3 separate regions of the Homo sapiens genome follow, and all the other regions are linked to region 2. A link is an interaction called in ENCODE POLR2A ChIA-PET data of the cell type or tissue named here. Cell type or tissue: GM12878. All regions are shown on one strand. Each heading gives the region's core, and the rest is flanking DNA. Links, peaks and the distances in the headings are about the cores only.

The links. ChIA-PET counts read pairs that join two places held together with the same protein. Peaks named below come from ENCODE experiments on the same cell type or tissue, not always from the same donor. Only the 100,000 strongest peaks of a DNase experiment are listed, where the experiment ranks them.
Region 1: POLR2A ChIA-PET joins it to region 2 with 6 read pairs; 12 of 35 experiments call an interaction of 5 or more read pairs at or near these places.
Region 3: POLR2A ChIA-PET joins it to region 2 with 5 read pairs; 1 of 35 experiments calls an interaction of 5 or more read pairs at or near these places.

The regions. Positions count from the first base shown.
Region 1 is chr2:70,090,054-70,100,332 of GRCh38, forward strand. It overlaps LOC124906022 (a long non-coding RNA gene), which reads right to left and starts at 5,267. Exons shown (of 2, transcript XR_007086868.1): 1 at 4,333-5,267; 2 at 3,840-4,194. RefSeq lists enhancers at 5,160-5,399, 5,570-5,679. In GM12878, for the core only: no CTCF peak of the experiment used is centred there; a DNase peak (open chromatin) is centred at 5,293; H3K4me3 peaks cover 481 bases; H3K27ac peaks cover 1,933 bases.
Region 2 is chr2:70,155,649-70,165,927 of GRCh38, forward strand. It overlaps C2orf42 (chromosome 2 open reading frame 42), which reads right to left. Exons shown (of 10, transcript NM_017880.3): 7 at 9,880-9,987; 8 at 9,444-9,544; 9 at 4,977-5,139. Among named protein-coding and RNA genes, the nearest start is that of C2orf42, 30 kb to the right of the region's middle. RefSeq lists an enhancer at 5,392-5,441. In GM12878, for the core only: no CTCF peak of the experiment used is centred there; DNase peaks (open chromatin) are centred at 5,573 and 6,276; H3K4me3 peaks cover 815 bases; H3K27ac peaks cover 2,950 bases.
Region 3 is chr2:68,715,420-68,725,698 of GRCh38, forward strand. It overlaps a transcript of ARHGAP25 not described here. Among named protein-coding and RNA genes, the nearest start is that of ARHGAP25, 14 kb to the right of the region's middle. RefSeq lists an enhancer at 81-160. In GM12878, for the core only: no CTCF peak of the experiment used is centred there; a DNase peak (open chromatin) is centred at 6,240; H3K27ac peaks cover 220 bases.

The DNA.
Region 1 (10,279 bases), core at 3,609-7,608, 66 kb before region 2:
GATTTGAATGCCACTGATTGTCTTCAGTGGAGGAGGAAGATCCCGCTGTGAAGGCCGTAGCACCCTCACGCCCACGTCAGCCAATAGGACTATCCCTGACCTGATGAGAGAAGGAAAACTGCTAGGCAAAGGCAACATTAGAAACAATAGTATGAGAAAATAGAGCCTGAGATGAGGGAAAGAAGAAACAATAGTATCAGACAATAGACCAGTAGGTGCCAAAGTGGGTAGTTCAAACCCCAGGCACTATGGGAGATCACTCATGGCAAAGAGAAGTTCCTGTGGGAGGGGAGTATTATCCACAGTAAATATTCGTTGAGGCTTATTATGTGGTCACGCAGGGTTAGGCAAGCAGTCACTGAAAGGAGCCCAAATTCTGGAGTTAGACTTGCTTTCAAATTTGAGTTCTGCCTCCTATTCATGGCTTTGGACAAATTAATCTCTATAAATGAAGATGTTAAAATTAACACCTTCTGGGCTTGTGAAAATAAAATGAAAGCATGTATATAAAACAGAACAGTGCTTAGAACACAGTAAATTTCAGTGTACTCGATTATAAAAAGCCAAAAGGCCCATTTCTGGGGGCTGAGGGTTGGCCACAAAATCTGGGCAGAGAAGACAGATGATTAAAAGGTAGGAAACAAAGCAATGTGTATTAAATGAGTTGGACTGAGAGGCCAAGACAGGTGGGGAGGGAGGGGGACCTAGTGAAGACCCAGAAGTGGGTACCATGCCTTCTGGGAACAATAAGCACAAATCCAAATCAAGGCAAGAGGGGATATAAGCTTGAACCCTCAAACACCAAGCCAAATAGTCTTTGAAGAATCCCTGAAATGCTGGGTGAAGCAGTTTGAATGCCCTATGAAAAGCAGGTCTTAATACCAAAAATTAGGCCAGGTGCAGTGGCTCATGCCTGTAATACCAACACTGGGAGGCCGAGGTGGGCAGATCACTTGAGCTCAGGAGTTTGAGACCAACCTGGGCAACATGGTGAAACCTCGTCTCTACAAAAAAAAAAAAAAAAGAAAAAAAAATTAGACAAGTGTGGTGGTGTGCACCTGTAGTTCCAGCTACTTGGGAGGCTAAAGTGGGAGGATTGCCCTGCACCTGGGAGGTCGAGGCTGCAGTGGCCTGTGATCATACCAATGCACTCAGCCTGAGCGACAGAGCAAGACCCTGTCTCAAAAAAGAAAAAAGAAAGAAAAGTAGGCCTCAGACTTTCCTGAACCTCCTCCCCACTGCATCTTATACTGGGCAAAGCTGGCAATAATTTGTAAAATAATGATTTAGGCAGCAAGGCATAGGACGAATTGCTACTTGGAAAGATGAAAAGCAAGAATAGCAGTTGGCAAACTACCTCAAGGAAGAAGCAGGTTCTAATATAGGCTGGCAAGTGGTATCAATAGGAATGCAAGGAAAGGAACTAGGCAATGGCAGAGATATTGAAACTGGGTGTGGAGGCCAGAGGAAGATGTAAAAAGGGGGAGCAATGAATTCAGGCACGGTGATAGAAGTATATGCAGACAGAAATAGTCAACAAGTAGCTAGAAATAAGACTGAGGTGAAGTCAAAGCTGCATAGGAACAGAGGTAAATGAGGGGAAGGGACTAGAGATGGAGTTTTGGGGTATTTCGTTGGGTTGAAGGACCTAGTTTTCTTATTCACTGGGTACCCTAGTACCTGTCACCATACCTGACACATAGCAGGGACTCAGTAAATATTTGTAAAGTGTATATGGAAGAGGCAGCCAGTGAGGACAGAAGGAATAGTTGAAGCAGCAGGAGAGAAATCAGGAGAGTGCCCTTGAGAGAAGTCAAGGAGGAACAGTCCAGGGCTGACGGAGTGACAATAATGCTGTAAGGAGGTTATTTAACAGATTTGATTGAGCAGCTACTGTGGGCAAAGTACTCTGAACTACATCGTGCTGTTGTGGTGCGCTTGGAAGATGTCTAGTAGCTGATTATAGTTAAGAGTATGATCTGTGGTAAAGGGAGGAAGAGGAGGTGAAGGAAGCCGTAAAATTACTTAAGGCTAAATTATCACCAGCATTGAATGCCGTAACAAAGGCTTTGAGCGTCATACTGAAAATCGGTGGTCTCCAAACATTTTCTTAAAGTATAGGCCTTCCATAGCAAGTCTTTAGCATATGTCTTTATAACTTGTTTATTTATAAATTATATATGTATGCTAATCCTTATGCTTGTTTATAAGCTATATATAAGCAGAATCCTAAATATTATATACATTATAAACACAAAAGTTAAATATTACCAGTTTAAAAACAAATGAAATCTGAATCAAAGACAATTTTTTTAATTGAAATCTAAACTATTTATTTACTTATTTATTTTTGAGACAAAGTCTCTATTGCCCAGACTGGAGTGCAATGGCATAGTCTTGGCTCACTGCAACCTCTGCCTCCTGGCTTCGAACAATTCTCCTGCCTCAGCCTCCCAAGTAGCTGAGATTACAGGTGCCCACCATTACACCCAGCTAATTTTTGTATTTTTAGTAGAGACACGGTTTCACCATGTTGGCCAGGCTGGTCTTGAACTCCCAACCTCAGGTGATCAACCCACCTTGGCCTCCCAAAGTGCTGGGATTAGAGGTGTGAGCCACCACACCCGGCCTAAATTATTTAATTTATTTTGAGACAAGGTCTAACTCTGTCATCCATGTTGGAGTGCAGTGGCACAGTCACGGCTCACTGCAACCTCAACCTCCCCGACTCAGCTGATCCTCCCACCTCAGCCTCCTGGGTAGCTGGGACTACAGGCATGTGCCAACACGCCCGGCTAATTTTTGTATTTTTTTGTAGAAACAGGGCCTCACTATTTGCCCAGGCTGGTCTCAAACTCCTGGGCTCAAGCAATCCGCCCTTCTTAGCCTCCCAAAGTGCTGGAATTACACATGTGAGCCACCGCCCCTGGCCAAAATCTAAATCTTAATAGTTTTTGTTGTTGTTGTTGTTGTTGTTGTTGTTGTTGTTGTTGTTGTTGTTGAGACTGAGTCTCGCTCTGTCTCCCAGCCTGTAGTGCAGTGGCATGATAGCTCACTGCAACCTCTGCCTCCTGGGTTCAAGCGATTCTCCTGCCTCAGCCTCTTGAGTAGCTGTGATTACAGGTGCGCACCACCACGCCTGGCTAATTTTTTGTATTTTTAGTAGAGATGGGGTTTCACCACGTTGGCCAGGCTGGTCTCAAACTTCTGACCTCAGGTGATCCACCTGTCTCGGCCTCCCAAAGTGCTGGGATTACAGACGTGAACCACCACGCCCAGCCAATCTTAATAGTTTTTTTATCCTTTCTCCCCAGTCCTTTCAGACACCAAAGGAATTCTGGGGAAGACAATTTCACTGGAATGAGTATGTTTGGGGAGCAGAATTTCAGAAGAGTGATGCGGGGAAACCAGTTTGCAGGAGGAGAGGAGGGCATAGTGGGTGAGGAAATGGAGGCAAGGGTGTCCACTGCTCAAATACTTGATGGTGCAAAGGAGGAAAAGAAATAAGTCAAAAAGTTGGCCGGGCGCTGTGGCTCACGCCTGTAATCCCAGCACTTTGGAAGGCGGAGGCAGGCGGATCATGAGGTCAGGAGATCGTAGACCATCCTGGCTAACACGGTGAGACCCCGTCTCTACTAAAAATACAAAAAATTAGCTGGGCGCTGTGGCGGGCCCCTGTAGTCCCAGCTACTTGGGAGGCTGAGGCAGGAGAAGGGCGTGAACCCGGGAGGCGGAGCTTGCAGTGAGCCGAGATAGCGCCACTGCAGTCCGGCCTGGGCAAAAGAGCGAGACTCCGTCTCAAAAAAAAAAAAAAAAAATTAAGTCAAAAAGTTGAGCAGTTGAGCGGGAAAATATTGTTTTGTTTTATTGTTTTTGAAAGGAACCTCACTAACAGGAGATAATAAGGAACCAATAGTAAGCTGAACGTTAAAGATACAGGTAAGAGAAGACTATGGCTCTAGCCATAGTCTGTTGGACTGCTGGAATTTAACTCTGTCCCCTCTTCCATAGGGACTTGCATCTCAGAATTCCTCTCCTTTGTCCTTTCTCTTTGGGGCAGCTTGAGCATGTCCTGTCCTCTTCTGGATGGAGGACTGGAAATTGATGAGGCCCCTATGCAGTTGCTGATTCTTGTCACTGCCCTGTTCCTGCCTCCAGCTGTTAGGCCATAGCCACTGCCATAGTTGGGAAGAGCTGGAACAGGTTGACAAACACCTGTTGTGTCATAGCCATAGTATTTGTATCATGTGTTTAGAAGGCTGGTCTCCCCCGGTCCCCAATCCCCTCCCTTGCCCCACTCAAATATAGACACACACACATGCACACACGTACATGACCACCACGAGCTCTCCTCCAGCCAGTAGTTTGGACAGTGAATCACCACTCTTGGGTTCACCCCTAGAGCAGCTACTTACTCCCTGTGACCTGAAAAGTAAGCAGTATTTACCAAGAGCTTCAGGTTTGTGAGTTGAACCCACCTCACCCCTTGCTACTCTTGGCTACCCCAAGTGGTGAACCACATACTGTCCAGCATCCCTGGGCCTGCCACCTCCTGCCAGTGAGACAGCGCCCAGTCAGACATACAAATAGGCAGTCACAGCAAGAGAAGCCTTCCACTACCAAGTCCTCTGCTCACCTCACCTAGCCTGGCCACCTGAGGGGCCTTCCTAAAATTCAGATCTAAACACATGTGTCCCCCGATCAAAGGCCTTCAAGTCCCACCTCACCCCCATGGTCTATGAAAGAAAACCCAAACTGTTCAGCACAGTTTTCCAGGCCCTTGAACATCTGTTCCCCACCAGCCTCACCAGTGCAAGGCCTAACAAGTCTCCTGCCACTACCTTCAGCCTTCCATACAAAATAACTGGCAGTCCCCCCAAAGTCATTCTGTGTGGGCATCCTTGCCTGTGGGACATCATTGTTTCTTCACTCTTCTGATCCTGGCTGTGCTCTTCTTCCTTACCTCCCTGGGGTTCTGGGGTTCCTGTTCTTTGAGCATCAACATTCTGCAAGGAAAATCACACTGTGCTGAGAATTGGGAGACCTGAGTTCTAGTCCTGGCTCTGGCATCAGCTCACTGGGAGAGCTTGGACAAATTCCTCCCTCTTTCTGGGTCTTAGTCCTCCATCTGAGAAGACGGGATAAGTTCAGACCCATGATTCTCTGGCTGCCTTGGAAAATAAGGCTTCCTTTGTGGGCACCCATCCCAGCTTCTGCCTCCTGCCACAGGGCTGACTTCTGACACACAGGCCTTCTGTAAATACTCTAACAGAGAAAAGCGGAAGTTGACAAAAAACTGGCAGCAACAAGCCCCAGCTTGGCATTTTGGGTAACTATTCATAGGCACTTGATTGAGGAGGAAGTAGAAAGGAAGAACTGCAGTGAGATTTGCTCGGAACATCCCTGATCTATTATTGTGCCTGTCGCTTTAGACTTTTTCTTACTTATTTATTTTATTTATTTATTTTTAAGACGGGGTCATTCACTCTGTGGCCTGGGCTGGAGGACAATGGTATGATCACAGCCCACTGCAGCCTCAAACTCCTGGGCTCAACCAATCCTCCTGCTTCAGCCTCCCAAGTAGCTGGGATTATAGGCTATCACTTTAGACTTTGAGGGGAAGATGTAAGGACAGTAGAGGGGAAGAAGACAGACACTCCAGAGAAGGTTACACACGAGGAGAAGTTAATCCCTAAAAGCAGGCCCAAGCCCTCGCCCCTCCTTTCCCCTGCCCTCCTGCCCTCAAAGCAAGGGCTTTGGGAGAGGGCTTGGCTGCCCTGATTTTCCCCTATACCTTGTGTCCACTGAAGTAGGGAGATAGTAACTGTGCTGCCCTCCTTCTCCTCCCAGGGGTGGATTGTGCCTCCAAACATCTGCCACTGGGCTGAGTGAGCCTTGGTAGGGAGCTGAGACCACCGTCCTTCAGCGTCAGCAAACTCATATCATGTCAGCTAGCCACTCGAATGGTGCAAGATGCCAAACTGGTTATTCCCTGAGCAGTTCAGTCACAGTAAGGTGACTCTAAATGGACGGTCTGCACATTTTTCATCTTGTCTGTAATGACTTTTATTGCTCAATTGTTCTTTTTTATTTTTTTATTTTTTATTTTATTTATTTATTTATTTATTTATAATTTTATTTATTTATTTATTTATTTTGAGGCAGGGTGTCACCGTATCGCCCAGGCTGGAGTGCAGTGGTGTGATCTAGGCTCACTGTAACCTCCGCCTCCTAGGTTTAAGCAATCCTCCCACCTCAGCCTCCCAAGTAGTTGGGACTACAGTCATAAGGCACCACACTGGCTATTTTTTTGTATTTTTAGTAGAGACAGGGTTTTACCGTGTTGCCCAGGGTGGTCTCGAACTCCTCCAAGCGATCCACCTGCCTCAGCCTCCCAAAGTGCTAGGATTACAGGTGTAAGCCGGCGTGCCCAGCCTGCCCAATTTTTCAGTCAAGAAAACATACATGAAGCCTGGCACGGTGGCTCACACCTATACTCCCAACACTTTGGAAGGCCAAGGCAGGAGGATCAGTTGAGGCCAGGAGTTCGAGACCAGTCTGGGCAACATAGTGAAACCTTGTCTCTATTATGTTTAAAAAAAATAAAAATGTAAAGGCCAGGAACGGTGGTTTATGCCTGTAATCCCAGCACTTTGGGAGGCCAAGGCGAGATGATCAGTTGAGGCCACGAGTTCGAGACCAGTCTGGGCAACATAGTGAGACCTCATCTCTATTATATTAAAAAAAATAGGGACCAGGCATGGTGGCTCATGCCTGTAATCTCAGCACTTTGGGAGGCCGAGGCTGGCGGATCACGTGGTCAGGAAATCAAGACCATCCTGGCTAATACGGTGAAACCCTGTCTCTACTAAAAATACAAAAAATTAGCCGGGCGTGGTGGCTGGTGCCTGTAGTCCCAGCTACTCGGGAGGCTGAGGCAGGAGAATGGCGTGAACCCGTGAGGCGGAGCTTGCAGTGAGCCAAGATTGCGGCACTGCACTCCAGCCTGGGCTACAGAGCGAGACTCCGTCTCAAAAAAAAAAAAAAAAAAGTACAAAAAATTAGCCGGGGGTGGGGACGGGCGCCTGTAGTCCCAGCTACTCCGGAGGCTGAGGCAGGAGAATGGCCTGAACCCGGGAGGCGGAGCTTGCATCGCGCCACGGCACTCCAGCCTGGGCGATGAAGCGAGACTCCGCCTCAATAAATAAATAAATAAATAAATACATAAATAAATAAATAAATAAATAAAAATTTAAAGGCCAGAAATGGTGGTTCATGCCTGTAATTCCAGCACTTTGGGAAGCCAAGGCTCGGGAAGATTGCTTGAGCCCATGAGTTTGAGACTAGCCTGGGCAACATGGCAAAACGCTGTCTCTACAAAAAATACAAAAAAAAAAAAAAAAAAATAGCTGGTCTTGGTAGTGCACACCTATGGTCCCAGCTACTTGGAAGGCTGAGGTGGGAGGATCACCTGAGTCCCGGAGGTCCAGGCTGTAGTGATCCGTGACCATGTCACTGCACTCCAGCCTGGGTGACAGAGACCCTGTCTCAAAAAAAAAAAAAAAAAAAAGAAAGCAATATATGTCTTTATAGAGCATACATGAATATCTAACACATATAAAAATCCTTATTGCTATTAACATCCTCTATTCTTTGTTGTATGCATATATAAATATAATACTTTTCAATATATAGAGATGCAGTATATATATATATATATATGCGCATATATGTATAGAGAGAGAGAGAAAGTGTGTGTGTGTGTATATAAATATCCCCCTTTTTTTTTAAGACAGAGTCTCGCTCCATCACCCAGGCTGGAGTGTAGTGGTGCCATCTCGGCTCACTCCAATCTCCATCTCCTGGGTTCAGGTGATTCTCCTGCCTCAGCCTCCTGAGTAGCTGGGATTACAGGTGCCCACCACACCGCCTGGCTAATTTTTGTATTTTTAGAAGAGATAGGGTTTCACCATGTTGGTCAGGCTGGTCTCAAACTCCTGACCTCAAGTGATCTGCCCACCTCGACCTCCCAAAGTGCTGGGGTTACAGGCGTGAGCCACTGCGCCCAGCCAAATTCACCATTTTAAAGTGTACAATTTAATGGTTTTTAGTATATTCACAAGATTGTGTAATCATCATCACTCTCTCATGCCAGTCATTTTCATCACCCCAAAAAGTAACCTTTGCACCTATTACCAGTCATTTCCATCCTCCCTCACCTCCAGTCCCCACCCCCGAGTCCCTGGCAAGCACTAATCTACTTTCTGGCTCTATGGATTTGTTTATTCTGCACATTTCATATAAATAGAATTATATAATATGTGGCCTTTTGCATCTGACTGCTTTCATTTAATATAAGTTTTCAAGGTTTGTCCATGTTGTAGCATGTATCAGTACCTATTTTCTTCTTTTTTTTTTTTGAGACGGAGTCTCGCTCTGTCACCAAGGCTGGAGTGCAGTGGCACGATCTCAGCTCACTGCAACCTCTGCCTCCCAGGTTCACACCATTCTCCTGCCTCAGCCTCCTGAGTAGCTGGGACTACAGGTGCCAGCCACCATGGCTGGCCTAATGTTTTGTATTTATTTATTTTTTTAGTAGAGATGGGGTTTCACCGTGTTAACCAGGATCGTCTCGATCTCCTGACCTCGTGATCCGCCCGCCTCGGCCTCCCAAAGTGCTGGGATTACAGGCGTGAGCCACCGCACCCAGCCTTCTTTTCTTTTAATGGTTGAATATATTCATATTCAAGTGTGATATGGTCATACAATATATGGTATCACATGACCATATGACATTTTATTTAGCCATTCATTAGTTGCTGGACATTTGTATTGTTTCCACTTCCTGACTATTATGAATAATGCTATGGTGAACATTGAACATTTGTGTACAAGTTTTGTATGGACATATGTTTTCATTTCTTTGGAGTATATACCTATCAGTGGAATTACTGGGTTATGTGGTAACTCTATGTTTAACTTTTTGAGGACTGCCAAATTTTTTTCACAGTGGCTCTATCATTTTACATTCCCACCAGCAGTATATGAGGGTTCTAATATTTCTACATTCTTGCCAACACTTTTTTTTCTTTTTTTGGGATAGGGTCTCACTCCTGTTGCTCAGGCTGGAGTGCAGTGGTGCGACCTCTGCTCACTGCAGCCTCAACTTCCCGAGCTCAGGTGATCCTCCCACCTCAGCCTCCCAAGTAGCTGAGACTACAGGCACGCGGCACCACACCTGGCTAATTTTTTGTATTTTTAGTAAAGATAAGGTTTTGCCACATTGCCCAGGCTGGTCTCAAACTATCTGCCTGCCTGCCTTAGTCTCCCAAAGTGCTGGGATTACAAGCTTGAGCCACTGCACCTGGCCACTTTTTTTTTTTTCTTTTTTTTACTGTAGCCATCCTAGTGGGTGTAAAGTGACACCTCATTGTGGTTTTGACCTGCATTTCCCTAATTGAGTATCTTTCCATTTGCTTATTGGCTGTTTATATATCTTCTTTGGAGAAACATTTATTAAAATCCTCCCCAACCTGGGCAACATAGTGAAAACCCATCTCTATTAAAAATTAAAAAATTAAAAATTAAAAAAATTTAGCCAGGTGCCATGGTGTGCGCCTGTGGTCCCAGCTACTCGGGAGGCTGAGGCAGGAGAATTGCTTGAACCCGGGAAGTGGAGGTTTCAGTGAGCCGAGATCACGCTATCACAATTCCAGCCTGGGTGACAGAGCGAGAATCCATCTCAAAACAACAAAATAAAATAAAATCCTTTGCCCATTTAAAAAATTAAGTTGTCTTTTTATTATTGCGTTGTAAGAGTTCTATATATATTCTATATACTAGAACCTTATTAGATATATAATTTGTAAATATTTTCTCCCGTTCTGTGAGTTGTCATAACTTTCTTAATAATGTCCTTTGAAGCACAAAAGTTTTTAATTTTGATGAAGACCAATTTTTTCTTTCTGTTTTTTTGGTTGTGGTTGCTTGTGCTTTTATTGTCATATGTAAGAAACCATTCCCTAATCTAAGGTCACGAAGATTTATACTCATGTTTTCTTCTATGAGTTTTATAGTGTAAGAACTAGAACTATAAAAATCTTAGAAGAAAACAAAAATATAAATCTTCATGACCTCGGATTTAGGTCTTTGACTCATTTTATGTTAATTTTTGTATATGGTGTAAGATTCCAGATTTGTTCTGTTGCATATGGATATCCAGTTGTTCCAACATTGTTTGTTGAAAAGACTATTCTTTCATTATTTTATATTTTTTTCC
Region 2 (10,279 bases), core at 3,938-7,937:
AATTAGCCAGGCGTGGTGGCGGGTGCCTGTAGTCCCAGCTACTCGGGAGGCTGAGGCAGGAGAATGGCGTGAACCTGGGAGGCGGAGGTTGCAGTGAGCCGAGATTGCGCCACTGCACTCCAGCCTGGGTGACAGAGTGAGACTCCATCTCAAAAAAAAAGAAAAAAAAAAAGAAAAATACAAAATTAAACACTAGCAGAACTAAACTAAGAATATGGTATCACTGGCCGAGTGCAGTGGCTCATGCCTATAATCCCAGCACTTTGGGAGGCTGAGGCGGGCAGATCACCTGAGGTTGGGAATTCAAGACCAGTCTGACCAATGTGGAGAAACCCCATCTCTACTAAAAATACAAAATTAGCTGGGCATGGTGGCACATGCCTGTAATCCCAGCTGTTTGGGAGGCTGAGGCAGAACAATCTCTTGAACCCGGGAGGCGGAGGTTGCGGTGAGCCGAGATTGCCCCATTGCACTCCAGCCTAGGCAATAAGAGTGAAACTCCGTCTCAAAAAAAAAAGAATATGGTATCACCTTCAAAAACTATGAAGACAAGACAGAGAACGTAGTCCATTTAGCAAAAAATAAGACAAAAGACCAACTATATAAATTATAATAAATATAAAGAGGATAGACCATTAAAATTAGAAAAACTCAAAACCAAGTATATAATGTTGATAAGAGATTCATCTAAGTTGGGCCTGGTGGTGTGTGCCTGTAGTCCCACCTCCTTGGGAGGCAGAGTGGAAGGATCACTTGAACCCAGGAGTTCAAGGCTGTAGTGCACTATGATCACACCTGGAAATAGCCATTGCACTCCAGCCTGAGCAACATGGCAAGACCCTGTCTCTGAAAAAAGATTCCATTAAAACAGTGTCACAAAAAAGTTAAAACTAAATGGATGGCGAACATATTAAAAAAAATAAAAAACAGGCCAGGCATGGTGGCTTATGCCTGTAATCTCAGCACTTTGGGAGGCTGAGGCACGAGGACTGCTTGAACCCAGGAGTTCAAGACCAGCGTGGGCAACAGAGTAAGACCTCGTCCCTACTAAAAATAAAAAGAAATTAGCTGGGAATGGTGGCACATGCCTGTAGTCCCAGCTACTCAGGAGGCTGAGGTGGGAGGATCGCTTGAGCCCAGGAGTTTGAGGCTGCAGTGAGCCGTGATTGTGCCACTGCACTCCAGCTTGGGTAACAGGGCAAGACCCTATCTCAAAAAAAAAAAAAGAGTAAAATTTAAAAAATTAAAAGAATAAAAAACAAAAGAAAGCTGGTGTCACTGTTGTAATACTGGACAAAGAATTTAGGGCAAAGTTATTTTTACATTGATAACATACAATTTACGTTAACAACATCTGGCAATAACTCTGATGTACCAACAACACTGCATTTAAAATAATTAAAGGCTTTTAGAAATATAAGAAGTCATTCAGGGAAACATAATTTTAGAAGCAAATGGTAAAATGACTCTTCTAGTCTTTGGCAGGTCAAAGAGATAACAAAGAGGACTTAAACACCAAAATAAGGCCGGGTGCGGTGGCTCACGCCTGTAATCCCAGCACTTTGGGCGGCCGAGGTGGATGGATCACGAGGTCAGGAGATCGAGACCATCCTGGCTAACATGGTGAAACCCCGTCTCTACTAAAAATACAAAAAATTAGCCGGGCGAGGTGGCGGGCCTCTGTAGTCCCAGCTACTCAGGAGGCTGAGGCAAGAGAATGGCGTGAACCCCAGGGGGCGGAGCCTGCAGTGAGCCGAGATCGCACCACTGCACTCCAGCCTGGGCGACAGCGAGACTCCCGTCTCAAAACAAACAAACAAACAAACAAACAAAAAACCACCAAAATAAAATGAAAAAGCTATATATAGCTGGGCGCGGTGGCTCACGCCTGTAATCCCAGAACTTTGGGAGGCCAAGGTGGGCGGATCATCTGAGGTTAGAAATTCGAGACCAGCCTGGCCAACATGGCGAAACCCCATATCTACTAAAAATACAAAAATTAGCAGGGTGTGGTGGCATACGCCTGTAATCTGAGCTACTCAGGAGGCTGAGGCAGGAGAATCACTTGAACCCGGGAGGCGGAGGTTGCAGTGAGCCGAGATCGTGCCACTGCACTCCCGCCTGGGTGACAGAGCAAGACTGTATCTGAAAAACAAACAAAAACTATATACGAGTTTATATTGGATAAATAACATCTATGCTAGCACAAATTCATATCATATATTGTTAGTGAAAAAACATTTTAAAATTCCTAAAAAGAAAGAAATTAAGGCCGGGCTTGGTGGCTCACGTCTATAATCCCAGCACTTTGGGAGGCCGAGGTGGGCGGATCACCAGACGTCCAGAGTTCGACATCAGCCTGGTTAACATGGTAAACCCTGTCTCACTAAATATACAAAAATTAGCTGGGCATGCTGGCATGCGCCTGTAATCCCAGCTACTCAGGAGGCTGAGGCAGGAGAATTGCTTAAACCTGGGAGATGGAGGGTGTAGTGAGCCAGGATCGCACTGCTGCACTCCAGCCTGAGCGACAGAGTGAGACTCGGTCTCAAAAAAAAAAAAAAAGAAAGAAATTAAAGATACATCTTCTGACCTCAAAATAATAAAACTAGAAATTGGAAACTAAGAATATGAAGATTAAAAGCCTCAACTAATTTGAAATTTTAAATACAAGGTACTGAGGACAGGGAGAAACTAAATTATAATTATAGATGATTCAGATAATAACTTTAAATGTTATCAAACATTAATTTAAAAAATTGCATATTCCTTTTATTATTTATTTATTTATTTATTTATTTGTTTGTTTGTTTGTTTTTGAGACAGAGTCTGGCCCTCTCGCCCAGGCTGAAGTGCAATGGCACGATCTCGGCTCACTGCAACCTCCACCTCCTGGGTTCAAGCAATTCCCCTACCTCAGCCTCCCGAGTAGCTGTGACTACAGGCACACACCACCACACCCAGCTAATGTTTTGCATTTTAGTAGAGATGGGGTTTCACCATGTTGGCCAGGATGGCCTTGATCTCCTGACCTCGTGATCTGCCCGCCTCAGCCTCCCAAAGTGCTGGAATTATAGGCATGAGTCACCACGCCCGGCCACGCCTGGCTAATTTTTGTATTTTTAGTAGAGATGGGGTTTCACCATGTTGGCCAGGCTGGTTGGAACTCCTGGCCTCAAGTAATCCACTTGCCTAGGCCTCCCAAAGTGCTGGGATTACAGGCATGAGCCACCGCGCTCGGCCGAGTATTCCTTTTTTTTTTTTTTTTTTTTGAGACGGAGTCTTGCTCTGTTGCCCAGGCTGGAGTGCATGGAGTGCAGTGGCGCGATCTCGGCTCACTGCAAGCTCTGCATCCTGGGTTCACACCATTCTCCTGCCTCAGCCTCCCGCCACCGCGCCCAGCTAATTTTTTGTATTTTAGTAGAGATGGGGTTTCACCATGTTAGCCAGGATGGTCTCGATCTCCTGACCTTGTGATCCGCCTGTCTCAGCCTCCCAAAGTGCTGGGATTACAGGCGTGAGCCACCGTGCCCGGCCCTCGGCGGAGTATTCCTTTTAAAAGCTACAAAAATAAAACAGTTCCAAGAAAATATTAGGAAAATTTTAAAAGAGAAATTATTGTAGACAAAAGAAGGAAATAATTTAAAGCAAATTTAGGGCCCGGCCTGGTGGCTCACACCTGTAGTCCTAGCACTTTGGGGGGCCGAGGTGGGCAGATTGCCTGAGCTCAGGAGTTCGAGACCAGCCTGGGCAACATGGTGAAACCCCGTCTCTACTAAAATACAAAAAATTAGCTGGGTGTGACGGTGGGCGCCTGTAATCCCAGCTACTCGGGAGGCTGAGGCAGGGGAATCGCTTGAATCCGGGAGGCAGAGGTTGTGGTGAGCCAAGATCATGCCACTGCACTCTATCCAGCCTGGTGACAGAGCGAGACTCCCTCTCCAAAAAAAAAAAAAAAATTTAGAACTGAAAAAAGCCAGTTACCTGATTTGGAAAACACCATAAAGCAGATGAAATTCAAGTACAGTCTAAAACAGACTTAGAAGAGATTTTAATTTTTCTTCTTTTAGTAAAGTGGGGGTCTTGCTATATTGCCCAGGCTGGTCTTGAATTCATGGCCTGAAGCGATCCTGCTGCCTCAGCCCCCAAAGCTCTGGGATTACAGGCATAAGCCACTGTGCCCAGCTTTCATTTACTATTATCACTACTGGGACTTCATCAAGGGTACCAATTTAATATTAAGTATATTAAAACTAAGAGATTTCCATAACTGGAAATAACAAGTTAGAATCAGGATAGATATTTCATTCACAAGAGCAGCAAAAAAATAATATTCACAAGAATTTGACAGAATAATTATAAATTCTAAATTTCTTCTGGAAGAATAAATACAAAACTGAAGAAACAAAGGGAGGCCACCAGATAGATCACAAAGCTAAATTAGTTAAAACTATGGCTGGCATGCATTTATTCATTCAGCAAGTCTTTTTTTTTTTTTTTTCTTTTTTTGAGGCTGAGTCTCACTCTGCCGCCCAGGCTGGAGTGCAGTGGTGAGATCTCGGCTCACTGTAACCTCTGCCTCCTGGGTTCAAGCGATTCTTGTGCCTCAGCCTCTCGAGTAGCTGGGACTACAGGCATGCGCCACTATGCCTGGCTAAGTTTTGTATTTTTATAGTAGAGACTGGGTTTCACCATGTTGGCCAGGCTGGTCTCAAAACTCCTAACGTCAAGCAATCCACCTGTCTTGGCCTCCCAAAGTGCTGGGATTATAGGTGTGAGCCACAGCACCTGGCCTGTAATTTTATTTTTGAAAACACTGGTTCAATTGAAACAAAATACCTTATCCCACGATTGCCTTTACAAGGTGAATGAATGTGTCTTCTTTGTTTAAGGTCAAGATCCAAAGCTTTGGACAGTGTACTGTACTGTTCACCAGCTGACACTCAAAGGAAGATGCAGTTTTGAAGTTCACTTACCAACTTTGAGAAAAGTTTTTAGTTCCAAGGGTCGCAGCACTGGTTGTTTTTCTATACGACCGTAGGTTTCTGCTATGCTTTCTACTTCCACTTTAGGGCATTTAAATAGCTCATAAGTCCCATCTCGGTTCTGGATAAAGCTACGGGTGATTTCCAAGGGCATCTGGACACCAAGACAATACCAAAAAAAGGTGAGAGAGAAAACTTTCAAAACAGACCAATACCTGGATGACGACAAATCTTTTATTATTCCTTCTTTCTTGTTAAGTATATTCAAATGAATTACAACTTCCCTGTTTTTCAAGAAAATCCTGTCAACAAATCTGCCTTTTCTCCCTTACATCATTCATGGCTTTCCTTTTTTCTCTAAAATCTTAAATTTCCACCCCAGCCAAACTATATACCAATTGAGCCTCTAACATCTTCATGGGTACATGACTGCTGCTGGCACAGACCTGCTCTAAAATCAGTTTCATTCCTTCCCCTACTGCTCTGCTAGCAGCATTCTTCTCTTAAATTCCTTTGTTCATAGCACCTGCAGCTCACCTCACATCCTGTATGCTTCATACTGTCCTTGGGACTGAGCCAAGCAGAACTGGAACTGGATGCTGTGGTGACCCAGAGCAAATTACAAACTTCTCAGAGCCTGTTTTCTCACGGGCAAAATGCAGTTAATGCCAGGGCATGGCTGGGAGGTCAAATGAGGTGACGGAGGTAAGTAATGCCTGACAGTGAGAAGCTCCATGATGGTTAGCTCTATTCTCCCACATGCCTGCACCCTGAGTTGCTTCAGTGTCTCCCTAAATGTCATCCATTCCAGGCTAAAAACTGCCTCTGTGCCATGTGCATTTAAAGGAGTTCCTCAAGTGTTTTTAATGCCAACACAGCCCTTTTCTAGGGTTCACATGTATTTACTTTTTTTAAGAGGCAAGGTCGCTAGGAGTGGTGGCTCACGCCTGTAATCCCAGAACTTTGGGAGGCTGAGGTAGGCGGATCACCTGAGGTCGGGAGTTTGAGACCAGCCTGACCAACATGGAGAAACCTCATCTCTACTAAAAATACAAAATTAGCCAGGCGTGGTGGCAGACGCCTGTAATCCCAGCTACTCAGAAGGCTGAGGCAGGAGAATCGCTTGAACCTGGGAGGTGGAGGTTGAGGTGAGCCAAGATCACATGATTGCACTCCAGACTGGGCCACAAGAGTGAAAGTCCGTGTCAAAAAAAAAAAAAAAAAAAGAGTCAAGGTCTCACTTGGTTGCCCCTGCTGGAGTACAGTGGCACAATCATGGCTCACTGTAGCCTCCAACTCCCAGGCTCAAGTGATCCTCTTGCTTCAGCTTTCTTAGTGGTTGGGACTATAGGCACACACCACCAGGCCTCACTTTTTCTTTTTTTCTTTTTTTTTGGAGATGGAGTCTAGCTCTGTCACCCAGGCTAGAATGCAGTGGCACGATCTCAGTTCACTGCAACCTCCGCCTCCCAGGTTCAAGTGATTCTCCTGCCTCAGCCTCCCGAGTAGCTGGGATTACAGGAGCAAGCCACCACGCCCGGCTAATTTTTGTATTCTAGTAGAGACGGGTTTTCACCATGTTGGCGAAGCTGGTCTCAAACCCCTGACCTCAGGTGATCTGCCCACCTTGGCCTCCCAAAGTGCTGGGATTACAGGCATGAGCCACCTCGCCAGCCTCTTTTGCTTTCTTTCTTTCTTTCTTTTTATTTTTTTAAGAGTAGGGGCCTTTGCTGGCCTGGCGCACTGGCTCACGCCTGTAATCCCAGCACTTTGGGAAGCCAAGGAGGGTGGATCACCTGAGGTCAGGAGCTTGGGACCAGCCTGGTCAACATGGTGAAAGCCTGTCTCTACTAAAAATACAAATTAGCTGGGCAGGATGGTGCGCTTGTAATCCCAGCTACTCGGGAGGCTGAGGTGGGAGAATTGCTTGAACCTGGGAGGCAGAGGCTGCAGTGAGCCAAGATTGTGCCCTGCATTCCAGCCTAGACAACAGAGTGAGACTCTGTCTCAAACAAAAAAAAAATAGTAGGGGCCTCGCTGTGTTGCCTAGGCTGGTCTTGAACTCCTGGCCTCAAGCAATCCTTCATCTCAGCCTCCTAAATCGCTGGTATTATAGCCACCATGCCTGGCTCACATGTAAATTCTGTAGCTATCAAACAACTTATTTTTTTTTCCTGAACAGAAGAATGCCTTGCAATTAAGCTACTCTTAATGTATCAAATCACATTATGCTGAATTTTCTACTTTTTTGGAGACGAAGTCTCGATCTTGTCCCCCAGGCTGGAGTGCAATGGCGCAACCTCAGCTCACTGCAACCTCCGCCTCCCGGGTTCAAGCGATTCTCCTGCCTCAGCCTCCCAAGTAGCTGGGATTACAGGTGCCTGCCACCATGCCTGGATAATTTTTGTATTTTTAGTTGTGACGGGGTTTCACCATGTTGGCCAGGCTGGTCTCAAACTCCTGACCTCAGGTGATCCACCTGCCTTAGCCTCCCAAAGTGCTGAGATTACAGGTGTGAGCCACCGTGCGCGGCCTGAATTTTCTACATAATTCTATTACTGTAGGAAAAAAAACTCCATCTCAGATTTTCAGGATCTACTTGAAAAACATACATACATATATATTTTTTGAGACAGCGTCTTGCTCTGTCGCCCAGGCTGGAGTGCAGTGGTGCGATCTCGGCTCACTGCAAGCTCCGCCTCCCGGGTTCACACCATTCTCCTGACTCAGCCTCCCGAGTAGCTGGGACTACAGGAGCCTGCCACCATGCCCGGCTAATTTTTTTGTATTTTTAGTAGAGACGGGGTTTCACTGTGTTAGCCAGGATGGTCTCGATCTCCTGACCTCGTGATCCACCCGCCTCGGCCTCCCAAAGTGCTGTGATTACAGGCGTGAGCCACCGCACCCAGCCCGAAAAACATTTTAAAATGTGTAAGACAGGCACAGGGGCTCACGCCTGTAATCCATGCACTTTGGGAAGCCAAGGTGGGCGGATCACTTGAGATCAGGAGCTTGAGACCAGCCTGGCCAACATGGCAAAACCCTGTCTCTACTAAAAATACAAAAATTAGCCAGGCATGATGGTGCGTGCCTATAGTCCCAGCTACTCAGGAGGTTGAGGCATGAGAACTGCTTGAACCTGGGAGGTGGAGGTTACAGTGAGCCGAGATCGTGCCACTGCACTGCAGCCTGGGCAACAGAGCAAGAGACTCTGTCTCCAAAAAATAAAAATAAAAACATAAAATGTCTAGTGTGGCTGGAAGAGGCAGATTACACCTGTAATCACAGTACTTTGGGAGGCCAAGATGGGAGGACTGCTTGAACCCAGGAATTTGAGACCAGCCTGGGCAACATAGCAAGACCCTATCTTAAATTTTTTTTTTTTTTTAATTAATAGGGTGGGCCTGGTGGCTCATGCCTGTAATCCCAGCACTTTGGGAGACTGCGGCAGACAGATTGCTCGAGTCCAGGAATTTGAGACCAGCCTGGGCAACATGGGGAAACCCCATCTCTACAAAAATTAGCTGGGCATGGTGGCATATGCCTGTAGTCCAAGCTACTCAGGAGGCTGAGGTGGGAGGATCACTTGATCCCAAGAGGTGGAGGTAGAGTGAGCCGTGACTGCACCACTGTACTCCAGACTAGGCAACAGAGTAAGACTCTGTCCCAAAAAAACCAAAATTCAAAAAAAAAAGACCAAAAAAAAATTTTTTTTAAAGGGTCATTTCTCGGGCAGGCACAGTGGCTCATGCCTTGTAATCCCAGCAGTTTGGGAGGATCATGAGGTCAGGAATTTGAGACTAGCCTGGCCTACATGGTCAAACCCTGTCTCTACTAAAAATACAAAAATTAGCCGGGTATGGTGGCACGTGCCTGTAATCCCAGCTAGCCGGGGGGCTGAGGCAAGGGAATTGCTTGAACCCGGGAGGCAGAGGTTGCAGTGAGCCAAGATTGCGCCACTGCACTCCAGCCTGGGTGACAGAGCAAGACTCCATCCCAAAAATAAAATAAAATAAAATAAAAAGGGTCATTTCTCTAATGAGAACAAAGCTGTAGTTTGGGGAGGAGGGTTTAACTGTGCTGGTGCCACTGACTTCACAAATATTATATCATCTCAAATTATTTATATACTTTCTAGCTGCCTGCCAGTCAAATCTAGGACTCATCATAAGTATTAGGGGATCATTATTTAATTTATAAGAAAAATTATGTTTTTTTAATCCCAAAGGCAAAGGAAAAGTATATTCCAATTTAAGATACTTTTTTCAAGCCATAGGGAACACACATTAAAATTGGAGTCAGAACTATAAAGCCAGGGATATTTCTGAATATCTCTTAGCATGAAAAAAAGAAACTCTGGTGTCTGTAACTCAAGGAACCAGTGCAAATATAGTCCCTGTACTTGCCTCCCTCTCTTCCCTTCACAACCCTCCCACTGTTATAGAAATAAACTCTCACCTCTGGGGTATCTAAGATTTGTTTAACTTGCAGGATATTAGTGATATGCCAAGTATACTTGGAAAAGGTTCCCAGTGGCAAGGCATCTTTCCGAACAAAAGCTTCAACGTGAAAAAAGGACAAAATTAGATTACCAAAAAATAACATTTTCTTTTGTTGTATTTGTTACCTAGTTTCTAATACAGTACTATTATTTCCTTATAGATTCTCAGCACTTTTAAAAAGAAATTCTAGAGGCAAATATATAAAAGGTTTTGGTGACAAATCAGTTGATGTAGATAATTGATATGCTGATCATTGAAGGCTTTGTGCTCCAGACATGTGAGTAGAAGTCCTAACTCTGAATACTCACGGTGAATATTCCACACAGATTTTTTCCAAACATAATTCTCTATGTTCGAGACATCCATCACTATACCAAAGGGAAATCCTGTACCTGTGGTGGAGTTGGGGAGCCGTTTTTTTGCACTTCCTATAGATATTCTTTGTTGCAGGGCATCAAAAAATGACTGAGGAATGTGGAACACCAATGGTTCTGGTTTGCCTATGGGAAACAAGAAGAAACAACTCATTTAAAGAAACTCAGTGGACTTTCTGATGTACAGGGAGAGGTGAAAGAAAAGGAATCAAGGGACGGTAATAACTAAAAATACCACTGAGATTTCTTTATACAGAGGCAAAAAGAAGGCTTTGATTGACCTTTCTGGGCCAAGAACTGTCACTAGTCCTACTGTTGATCCCTTGCAAACATAAAAAACACAGTGTAGCCTGGGCAACAAAGAAAGACCCAGTGTCTATAAAAAAAAATTTTTTTTTTGAGATGGAGTCTCACTCTG
Region 3 (10,279 bases), core at 3,924-7,923, 1.4 Mb before region 2:
ACAAAACTCATTTCTTCTTCCAGTGATTGGTTTGGGGTGGGCACGTGACCCTGCTCTGGCTAATGCAGTGCAATGGGAGGCTTGTTTAGGGGCTTCCGGGAGGCGGTCGTGCTCTTGAAAAAGATGCTTGGGAAGAGTAAGAGGCATTGCACCGGGTGCTTTCCCGTGTAGGTGAGAGGCATGGGGCTGCTACTGCCATCTTGTGGACACACTGAGTGGAGGAGGTGAACCGAGGGAAGAACCTGGATGCCTGAGGAATGAATGCCAGAGCCCCAAGAGTAACCATCTGGGAGCCATCCTACTGTGGACTTCTTGTATGATATGTATTATTTTTTAAAGTTAAGAACATGTTGAGTTTGGTTTAGCAGTGAGGCACCCGAACACAGTTCCATTCTGGAACTGTATCTCCTCCCAGACATAGATAAGTGGCTGCCAAGAACAGCTCTCTGGGTAGGCTGGGCCATAAAAGCCACTATTACATGAACAGGTGAGGGCGGTTGGGAGGAGAAATGAATCTACTTCACTCTTTATTCCATAGGTATTTTCAGTCGTTTTCACACCTGCCATTTCTGAGTCCGGGGCCCTTCTGGCGCCCTGCCCTCTTTCATCCTTCTCTGGGCCATGTTCTGAGCTGTTGTTCCCTCTGCTAATGTTACTTCCTGAGTGTAATTCCATCCACTGACAGGCTTCCAGAAGTTAATGAAAATCCTTGGCCTGCCCATCCTTTCCTGTGCCCGCCATTCTTCCTATCTTCCTTACTGCCATCTATTTGGGGAAAGCAGAGAGATAAAGGAGTGTTTGGCTTGCCAACTTGAATGGGAAGGCCCAGATTGTTTCATTGTTTGCTTTTACTGAGACTTGGTTATCATTCTCCCTTTTCAAAAGAAGAAAGAAAGATGAAATAGTGGAGGAGGAGAGCTGCCCAGCAAGATTCCCTCTGGGACATCCATGTAACCCTCTTGGAACATACGCTAATGCTATGGAAATGATTCTTAACTCTTCATTTTGTGGCTTCTTCCAAAATGCAGACCATTCAAGGTAGATGGGGACACTGTGGTGAGTCAACTTGATGGGGAGGGGCTCTCAGAGCTCCTGAGTTTGCCCTAGATTATATCTATCCTTCCCTGAAGCTTGGGTGGACATCTTTCTCTCTAAGAAGATGAAGAACATGGGTCCCTTTGCCTTCATAAGTTTGTGAAACTGAAATTTCAGTTGTCCAGCACAAGCAGATTGAGAATGTATATACATCGTTTTATTCAAACCTTCAACCACATGATGTTATCTTGAGGTAGCACTTACACTGGTGAGAAACCACCGTGGGATCTTAGGGTCATCTCAGATAGGCGTCCTTATTCTACTGTATAAGTTTTCTGAACCAAACTTCCTTCATTGTGACATGGTTTTGCCACAGCTGGTCGTTCTCTTTACTCTTTGATCCTGGTTGAACGATTCATGTAGATTCTATCTCTCTTTAAATGTCAGAATGTGACATTCAATATTTTTCGCAGTATTTGTTTTATGTGTATTCCTTAATGTTTCTGTTTTAGTTAAATACAGTCACACATCATTTAACAATGAAGATATGTTCTGAGAAATAGGTTGTTAGGTGATTTCAGGTGATTTCATTGTGCAAATGTCATAGAATATACTTACACAAAACTAGGTGGTACACACCTAGGCCATATGGTACGGGCTATTGCTCCTAGACTACAAATCTGTATAGCGTGTTACTGTACTGTAGGCAATTGTAACACAGTGGTAAGTATTTGTGCATCTAAACATATCTAAACATAGAAAAGGTACAGTAAAATACAATATTATTATCTTATGAAACCACTACTGTATATGGGATCTGTCATCAACAGAAATGTCTTTATGTGGCACATGACTGAATACATCAAACCTTAGGTTCATTGCTGTGTGAATCAGGGACCTCTATGTTAAAAGGCACAGTATGGGAGAAGCATTGTGATCTGGCCCAGGGTCAGGATGTTGAGGCTTTTACTGGCTCTAGAACTGAGTCAATTCAATCTTTTCTTTTTAAGCTTTAGACACTTCCTCTGCAAAAGACGATAACTTAATCACAGCCTCTGACAGGTTTGTGGAGTTGAGGCTTGACAAGGGTGTTAGGTAAAAACTGCAGTCTTGCATATGTGAAGCCAAAGGTCTGAGCTGTGAGCAAACCTATCATCACCGCTATTGAGTGACAGCAGTCACTCGGCCTTTCACATTCCAACTTAAAAAGCAGATGCATATTCCTATGGCTTTTCTTTGTATAAACACTATCCATAAAGCAATGGCAGAAAAGTTCTGGTTTCTTTAAAGTGGGAGTGAAAACTAAGACATATTTTAAGGTGTTCCAAGTGTAGGGGTTTTTATGAGTCCCCCTTCCACTTACCCACATGTGAATTGACATATTTTTGCCAATATAAATTTATTCTTCCTTTCCAAAGCCATTAACTTAATATTCATAAAAAGAGCTCTGTTTTTTCTTTTGCACTCATATTTCATTGGTTTAAGTAACCCACTTTATCATATAATTAGAATAGTAAGTACGGTTTATATCATCTTGGAATGCATTAGCTGGGCAACAGATAATTCACTTGGTGGGAGTAGAAGTAAATGGTGTACTACCAGCTGTGAACACTCAGCAGCTACTATGCACTCATCAAAGAGTGTTATAAAGGGTTACAGAGAATTGGGAACTTAGTTAAGGGCAGATTTGTTAAAAAAAAAAAAAAGTATCTTCTTTGCCAATCAAATGTGTCCCCTCAAAGTAGACCTCTAGAGCCTGGCTACTCAAAGTCTGATCCAGAGACCAGCAGCATCACATCACATTTTCTTTTTCTGGAGGATCTAAGGGGAGAATCATTTTCTCACCTTTCCCAGCTTCTAGAGGCTTCCAGCATTGCCTGATGGCCCCTTTCTTCCATCTTTCTGAACTTTGTTTTGTACTCACACTTTCTACTTCTACAGTCAAATCTCTTCTTACCTCCTTCTTATAAGGGCACACTTGGATAATCCAGCATGGCATCCCCATCTCAATATCCTTGACTTAATCGCATCTGCAAAGTACTTTTACCATATTGTGAAATAATAAGAAATATATAAGTGTGTGTGTGTGTGTGTGTATGTATAGATAGATAAATAGATAGATACCTAGACAGATAGATAGGTACATAGATACCTAGATAGATACATAGATAGAGATATTTGTCTCTGACCCTGGTTCCTGACATAGAGCTCCTAAACTTTTCTAATTCCCTAAGTGGTACGGGTACTAGCAGCATCATTTGTTCTAACATTTGGTCTTTGAGTCCAGTTCCTGACACAGAGCTCTTAAATTTCTTGGTATTTTCTGGGTGATAAGAGTGTCTTTTATTCAAATGAAACAACTCTTGATGAGGCCTTGGATAGCTTTAGGATAGGGGCTTGTCATCAGAAAGACAAGGCCATGATTAGAAGCTTAGCACTTTTAATTCCCAACCTTCATTCTCTGGGGAGGGCAGAAGAGCTAGAGATTGAGTTAGTAATAGATCAAGCCTACATGATGAAGCCTCCAAGAAAAAAAAATTTCCCTCAAGTATGGGTTTTGGAGAGCTCTGGGGTTGGTAAACACATCCATGTACCAGAAGTGTGGTGCACCCCAGCTCCACAGGAATAGAAGCTCCTGCACTCAGAGCCCTTCCAGACCTCATCCTATATACCTCTTTATGTCCTTTATTATAAAAGAAAATGGCAAACACAATAAGTGTCTCCCTGAGTTTTTTAAACTATTCTAGCAAATTATCAACCCCAAGGAGAGGGTCATGGGAGCCCCAGTTTATGGCCAGTCTGTTAGAAGCACAAGTGAGAACCCTGGACTTTTGACTGGTGTCTGAAGTGGGGGCAGTTTTGAAAGACTGCGCCCTTCGTCTGTGGCACCTGATGCTAACTCCAGGTAGATAGTGTCAGAACCGAATTGAATTGTAGGACACCCAGCTGGTATCAGGGAATTGGTCGACATGGCAAAAAAAAAAAAAAAGAAAAAAAACCCCACAAAACAAACAAACAAATAAGAACAACGCCCACATTTTGGTGACCAGATGCAAAGTGTTGAAAATGTAGAGGAAAAAAATAACTTTTTTTTTTCTATATACATGTAAAGGAACACATTCTCATGTTCTAGGGATTAGGATGTGGATATCCTCGGGGGCTGTTATTCAGCCTACCACAACTTTGCTGTCAGATACCATTTTAAGGTAACTTAATGATTATTAACACTACTGTTTAACAAGTGCCTGCTATGACCCAGGCACTTTACATATACATGAAACCTACTTCTTATAAGAATACCCCACAGTAGATATTATCACCCTATCCATGTAGATGAGAAGTCTGGGGTTCAGAAATCCCAGTAATGACAGAGCAGGGGTTGGTACCCAGACCCCCATGGGTCCCAGCCTCTGACCTTCTCTTGGTACCTGACTCATGCCACCATCATAATCACCTGTTTTATTCCCAAACTCAGAATAAGGTACGCCTATGTCCAGGTTTGTCCAGTGACCTGTCGCGTTCACTGATCTAAAGTCCATGCTTAAAGATTTCCTTTTGAAAAGGAATCTTTAATGTTACATGAAGACCAAATTGATGGTTTCGGTAAAAAGCCAGAGCAACTTCCTGTGCACTATCAGCTGACTGATCAGGGTTCTTTTCTAGAAATCACACACCCAGTCAGGGAAGGTCTCCATCTTCAAAATTACAGGAGTTAGACAGAAATGCTGTCCCTTGGCAGGAAGTGGCTTGAGAGATGCCACTCTAATGGGCTTCCTTGATAAACTGTGCCTTAAGGGTTTAGTGGAGCCATGGGATGAAACTGGGAAAAAACAGGAATTGCAGACATAGAAACATTTCAGTCAAAAAAAAAAAAAAAAAGAAAAGAAAAGAAAAGAAAAAAGAAAAAAAAAAGCTCCTATACTTGCTCTGGAAACTTTACTCTGTACAGAGATTAACTTCTTCTTAATTATGTAGCCATTATGTAGCCATAATCACTTTGTTGTTGGTATCATCCAAAAGGACAAGTTCTGGATGCATAATGGCTGCAGTCTGTTTTTTGCCTTTTCTTCACCTTCCTGATTCCCAAAGTCCTACAGTAAGGTGGGCAAAAATCTATGTAGTTTTAAAATTTGTAGGCTATTTTCTAATAGACTTTCTCTACGCTAGATGTTTTGGGGCATTTGAAGGTGATCCCAGTAGATTCCTCTGCTTGACCAAAATTATCTTTCAAAACTGAAATCGATTTTTATCTGGTGTCAGGATTATAACTCCCCCCTCTCCTACCTACCCCTTACCACAACACAACTTCCTTTCACCTGGGGAGTCTAAGCTGATCAAACTGCATGTGCCATTGTTTGCACACGTACTGGGCCACTGGGCAGGCAAGGAGGGGCTCCTTAAACCACACCAGAGGTTTTTGGTCCAGAACTGGTCACCACCCTCAGCATGTCACCATGCAGTGCTTTGTGGACTGAAATCCATCTGTACTCACAGATGTGGCTGAACGCAGAAACACTCAAAGCACCCCCAGACTCCAAAGCCTTACTGTGGCATAATATCCTCATTGCTTTTTCCCTCCTTATGTCCCTGGAGCTACACATGAAACTTCTTGGGGGCAACTTCAACTAATGCCAACTTGATTAACATTGGAAATAGTTATGTTTCAAATAAAAATGTACACAAGTTTTAATTGCACTGGCTACCTCAAATTTTCTGAACAAAGCTTTTTTGCATAAGAGATAAAGGTTGGTGACGCCTTTTATGAAATTGGTCCAAACTCATCAGAACTAGCAATCAAAAATTAATTCCTTGTTTTATTTTGAATTTTATACTTCATTGTAATGATCGTATTGTATATTTCTGAGCATTAGGTTTGCAACAACTCATGGATAAAGTATGGATTTCTGACCTGACCTGTAAGCAAATTACTCCTCCATTCCACACCTCTTTTCTGTGAAAAGGGATGACTTAATCTCTGCCCTATTTACATACAAAGTCATGATGACAGTCATGAGAAGGAATTGGATTTGAAATGGCAATGAAAGTCAAAGTGTTATCTTTGCCAGTGTGTGGACTCAGTTTACATTAAAGTTACAGGTTCCCACCAGCTCCTCCTCTCCCCAGGAGGTCTGGTGTTCTACGTGTAATCACTCAAGGTGAACCATGACTTTCATATCAGCAGTGAAATCAGCTGCTCTAGTTATTTCCTGTTCTGGCAGCACCCTGCTGAGCATCTCGTGATTTCAGGAGAGTAGAAGCTGGGTGGTGGAGCAGTCCAGGTTTGTCTTAAAAATACAGTTCTCCAGCTGTTGTATTGGATTTCCTCTCACAGAAACCTAAGGTCGACAGAGGATTACAAATTTGCCTTTCCATAACTTGGATCCCTTGCTCTTCTCTAGGTGTCGAGATTATAACTCTCTCCTTTCCTACCTACTCCTTCCCACGACACCACTTCCTCTCACCCAGTGTGTCCAAGCTGATCAAACTGGGTGTGTCATTGTTCGCACACTTGCTGGGCCATGGGGCAGGCAAGGAGCGGCTCCTTAAACCACACCAAAGGTTTGTGGTCCAGAATTGGTCACCACCCTCAGCACCTCAGCATGCAGTGCTTTGTGGACAGACAGCGTCCTTTCTCACTCTTTTGAGTGACCCTCCCCAGCTGGCTCAAGTTGGCCTTGCAGCCTGATAGGCCTTTTAAACAAGGAAAGGAAGGTCTCTCAGCACACTTTAACTTACTAGTTATTCAGCTTATTTTCTTAATAAGCCACAAGCTCTAAGGGCTCTTCAGAACTCCTAATTTCAACACTGGAAATTATTTTCTTCTCTTTATTAAGAATTTGCAGCCAGGCGTGGTGGCTCACATCTGTAATCCCAGCACTTTGGGAGGCCAAGGCAGGTGAATCACTTGAGGTCAGGGGTTCAAGACCAGCCTGGCCAACATGTTAAAACCCTGACTCTACTAAAAATGCAAAAATCAGCCAGGCATGGTGGCACATACCTGTAATCCCAGCTATTCGGGAGGCTGAGGCAGGAGAATCGCTTGAACCAGGGAGGCGGAGGCTGCAGTAAGCAGAGATTGCACCACTGCACTCCAGCTTGGATGACAGAGCGAGACCCTGTCTGAAAAAAAAAAAAAAAGAATTTGCTACATTCCAGACACTATATTGAGTGCTTTTTATATATAAGAAGTAAAGCTTAAAGAGGTTAAGCAACATGCCCAGGGTCACCCAGGCAGTGAGCTGAAGAGGTAGGATTTGAACCCACTCTGGCTCGAGGGCCCATGTCTCACCCTAGCTCAGGCTCCTGAACCTCCCAATTTTTCCCCATCAAGCTGGGCACATGAGCCCTCAAGGACAGCTTTGCAAAGCACCATGCAAAGTGCTTGAGGCAAATACGAGTGTCACTTGGTGCAGACACCCTCAGGCCAAGGTCAACAGCCACATAGGCTCCCCACTCTCCAAACGGGAGAGGTGCGCTAGGTCTGGAGTTCAGCTGGAAACACGTGGGCCTGTGCTCCAGCAGAGGGCTCCCATCACCTCTCTGCTCTCTTTTTTTATGAAGCAAGGGTGACAGCGCCTCTGTTTTGCTTCTTGAACCGGCCATTCCAGTGCTCATTTAGATGCACCGGTAATGGTTCATAGGAGTGTAGAATATCCAGCAAATTCCACGATGCTGGGTGTGGTCATGGGAGGCAGTGGTCATAAATGAAGTTCTTGCTGTGGGATTGTCAGGGAATCCAGCACATGACAAAGGGAGTTATCCATGATCATAGTAGTCTGTGATCATTCCCTTGGAAGAGACAGACAACTTCATGCCTTGAGAATGTTTTCAAGAAAGTGAAGTTCCCTAATCGGGGGCAGGGAGCCTATAAAGTTAGCCTTCTAGTTGTGGGCCATGCCACATCCTGGTGGGATGCAGCCCAGCTCACTCAAACCACATGCCGCTTAGCTGGTAAGCAGTCCATCTCTGTGTCACATAGATTCCCTGTTGGGCTTCCCAGTCCTTGGTGGCTGTTTCATGACTGTGCTGAGTCCTGCAGGCCTCTATGGTCTGTTGTATAATATTATGGCTCCTGCATCCAGAGGCTTCTTGGGCTTCTTCATTCCAAATGCTTTTCTCAGAAGCTGTCTTTTCTGTGCGGCACAGTCCCACACTGCTAGCTGAGAGGATGGGGACTGTGAGCACCTGCTAACTCTTCTATCCCTAGTCCCAGCCTGTGGAAGTGATGGCCCTGGTGTTTTCTCTAGCAGAGTATACCAACGTGGAATGAATGATGCCTGACTAGGCCTGCAGAAGGGGTCAACCAGGCCCTTCAGGGTGGTTTATTTCATTTTGGAAGGAGGAGGAGAGACCCTAATTGTTCAGGTGTAGACACATCTGATACTGGGAAATGGGTGATGTGGGAGTAAATCTCTCTCTCTCTCTCTTTCTCTCTCGGTGGGGCAGGCTCTCACTCGGTTGCCTTGCTGGGGTGCAGTGGCACCATCTCAGCTCACTGCAGCCTGGACCTTCGGGCTCAAGTGATTCTCCCACCTCGGCTACCTGAGTAGCTGGGACTACAGGTGTGCCACCACGCCCAGCTAATTTTTGTCAAATCTCTCTCTTCTTTGAGGTCTGAGTATGACAGGACAATGGCCTCCATTGATGAGCCACTGGGGCCAGAGAGCAGAACCATGCAGCTGAGAAGGACCGTCAGATGAGTGACCTCTGGAGCTCTCTGGACAGCCTGGAAGAGTGGCTTCTTTCTTCCAGGGAGAAAGCCTCAGTCTCTCCTGGACTGGGCCCCAAACTCTCTGCACTTCACACTGGACTGGCCCTGAACTCTCCAGGTGTTAAGGAGCTGACATTTTCCCCCAACTCTCTAAACATCTGGTCTCTAAGCTTAGACTACCTGACACCTAAATCTATAATGTTTATTTATCCTGAGCAAAACCTCTCTCATACTAGCCCCTCTGCAACAGCAGACAGCTGCCTCACTGGGGAAGCTCCACAGTGCATGACCTCTGTGGGATGCTAAGAGGATGGGACTATAGCCACCTGCTGACCCTCAGACCATTACCAATTGTATTTGCTGATGTTCTTCCTGAGCCACTCTGAGTGACAAAAAATATTTAAGGTTGAGGAAAGAAGCCTTTGACATTATTTAACTATGCTCCAATGGACCTCTGCCCTAAACACCAGACTCAGACCCAGCTGCCTACTGGGTGGCAGTAGGATCTCCATTTGGAGATGTTTACTGGGCATCTTTGGCCTAATGCAGGCCTATCTCCAGCCTCTGTCCAGCCTGCTCCTTCCCTGTCTTTCCCATCTCAGCAAACGGGACCTTCTCCTTTCCATTTTCTCAGGCCGTGCTCGACCTTGTCATTTTTCCCTTGACTTCTCTCATTCTGTCACGCCTGTCATCCAACCCGTTGGGAGAGCAGATAAGATTGATCCAGGATATATATGAAGTATTGGCCACTTCTCATCACCTTCTGGCTACCAGCAGAGCCTTTGCTGGTCTATATTGTGTTGCTTTTCTACAATTTAGAAAAACATCACCCCCATGACTGAATGGGTGGCAGAGCCTTTGAGTAGAGAACGATACTCCTTCCTTGGATGGCTGAAGCCCCACAGTTAGACTCTGGGCTGATGCTCAGTGCCCTGACTAGACTCCAGCCCCACCTATCCATGAGGCTGGTGCCTTGCTCCCTGCATCACCTGCACAATCATGCGCAGTGAGCTGAGCAGGCCACGCTGGTGCAGACCTGCTGTCTCACTCACCTAGACCATTGCAGTCAGCTCTAAGGTCTCCGCTTTTACCCTTGCCCTACCACCTTTCAGTCTGTTCTCAATGCGAGGCCACAGCGATCTTTTATTATTTTATTATAATAATAATAATAATTATTGAAACAGAGTCTCTCTCTGACACCCAGGCTGGAGTACAGTGATGTGATTGTGGCTCACTGTAGCCTCAAACTCTTGGGCTCACACATTCCCCCCATCTCAGCCTCCTGAGTAGCGGCGATTACAGGTGTATGCCATCCTACCTGGCCAATTTTTTTCTTTTCTTTTCTTTTAGAGATGGGGCCTCAACTGTGTTGACCAAGCTGTTTAGAATTCCTGGGCTCAAGTCATCCTCCTCAGCCTCCCAAAGTGCTGGGATTACAGGCATGAGCCACCATGCCCAGCCTGATTATTTAAAAGTATACATCAAATCAAGGCACTCCTCTGCTGTAAACCTCACTCTAAGCAAAAGCCAAAG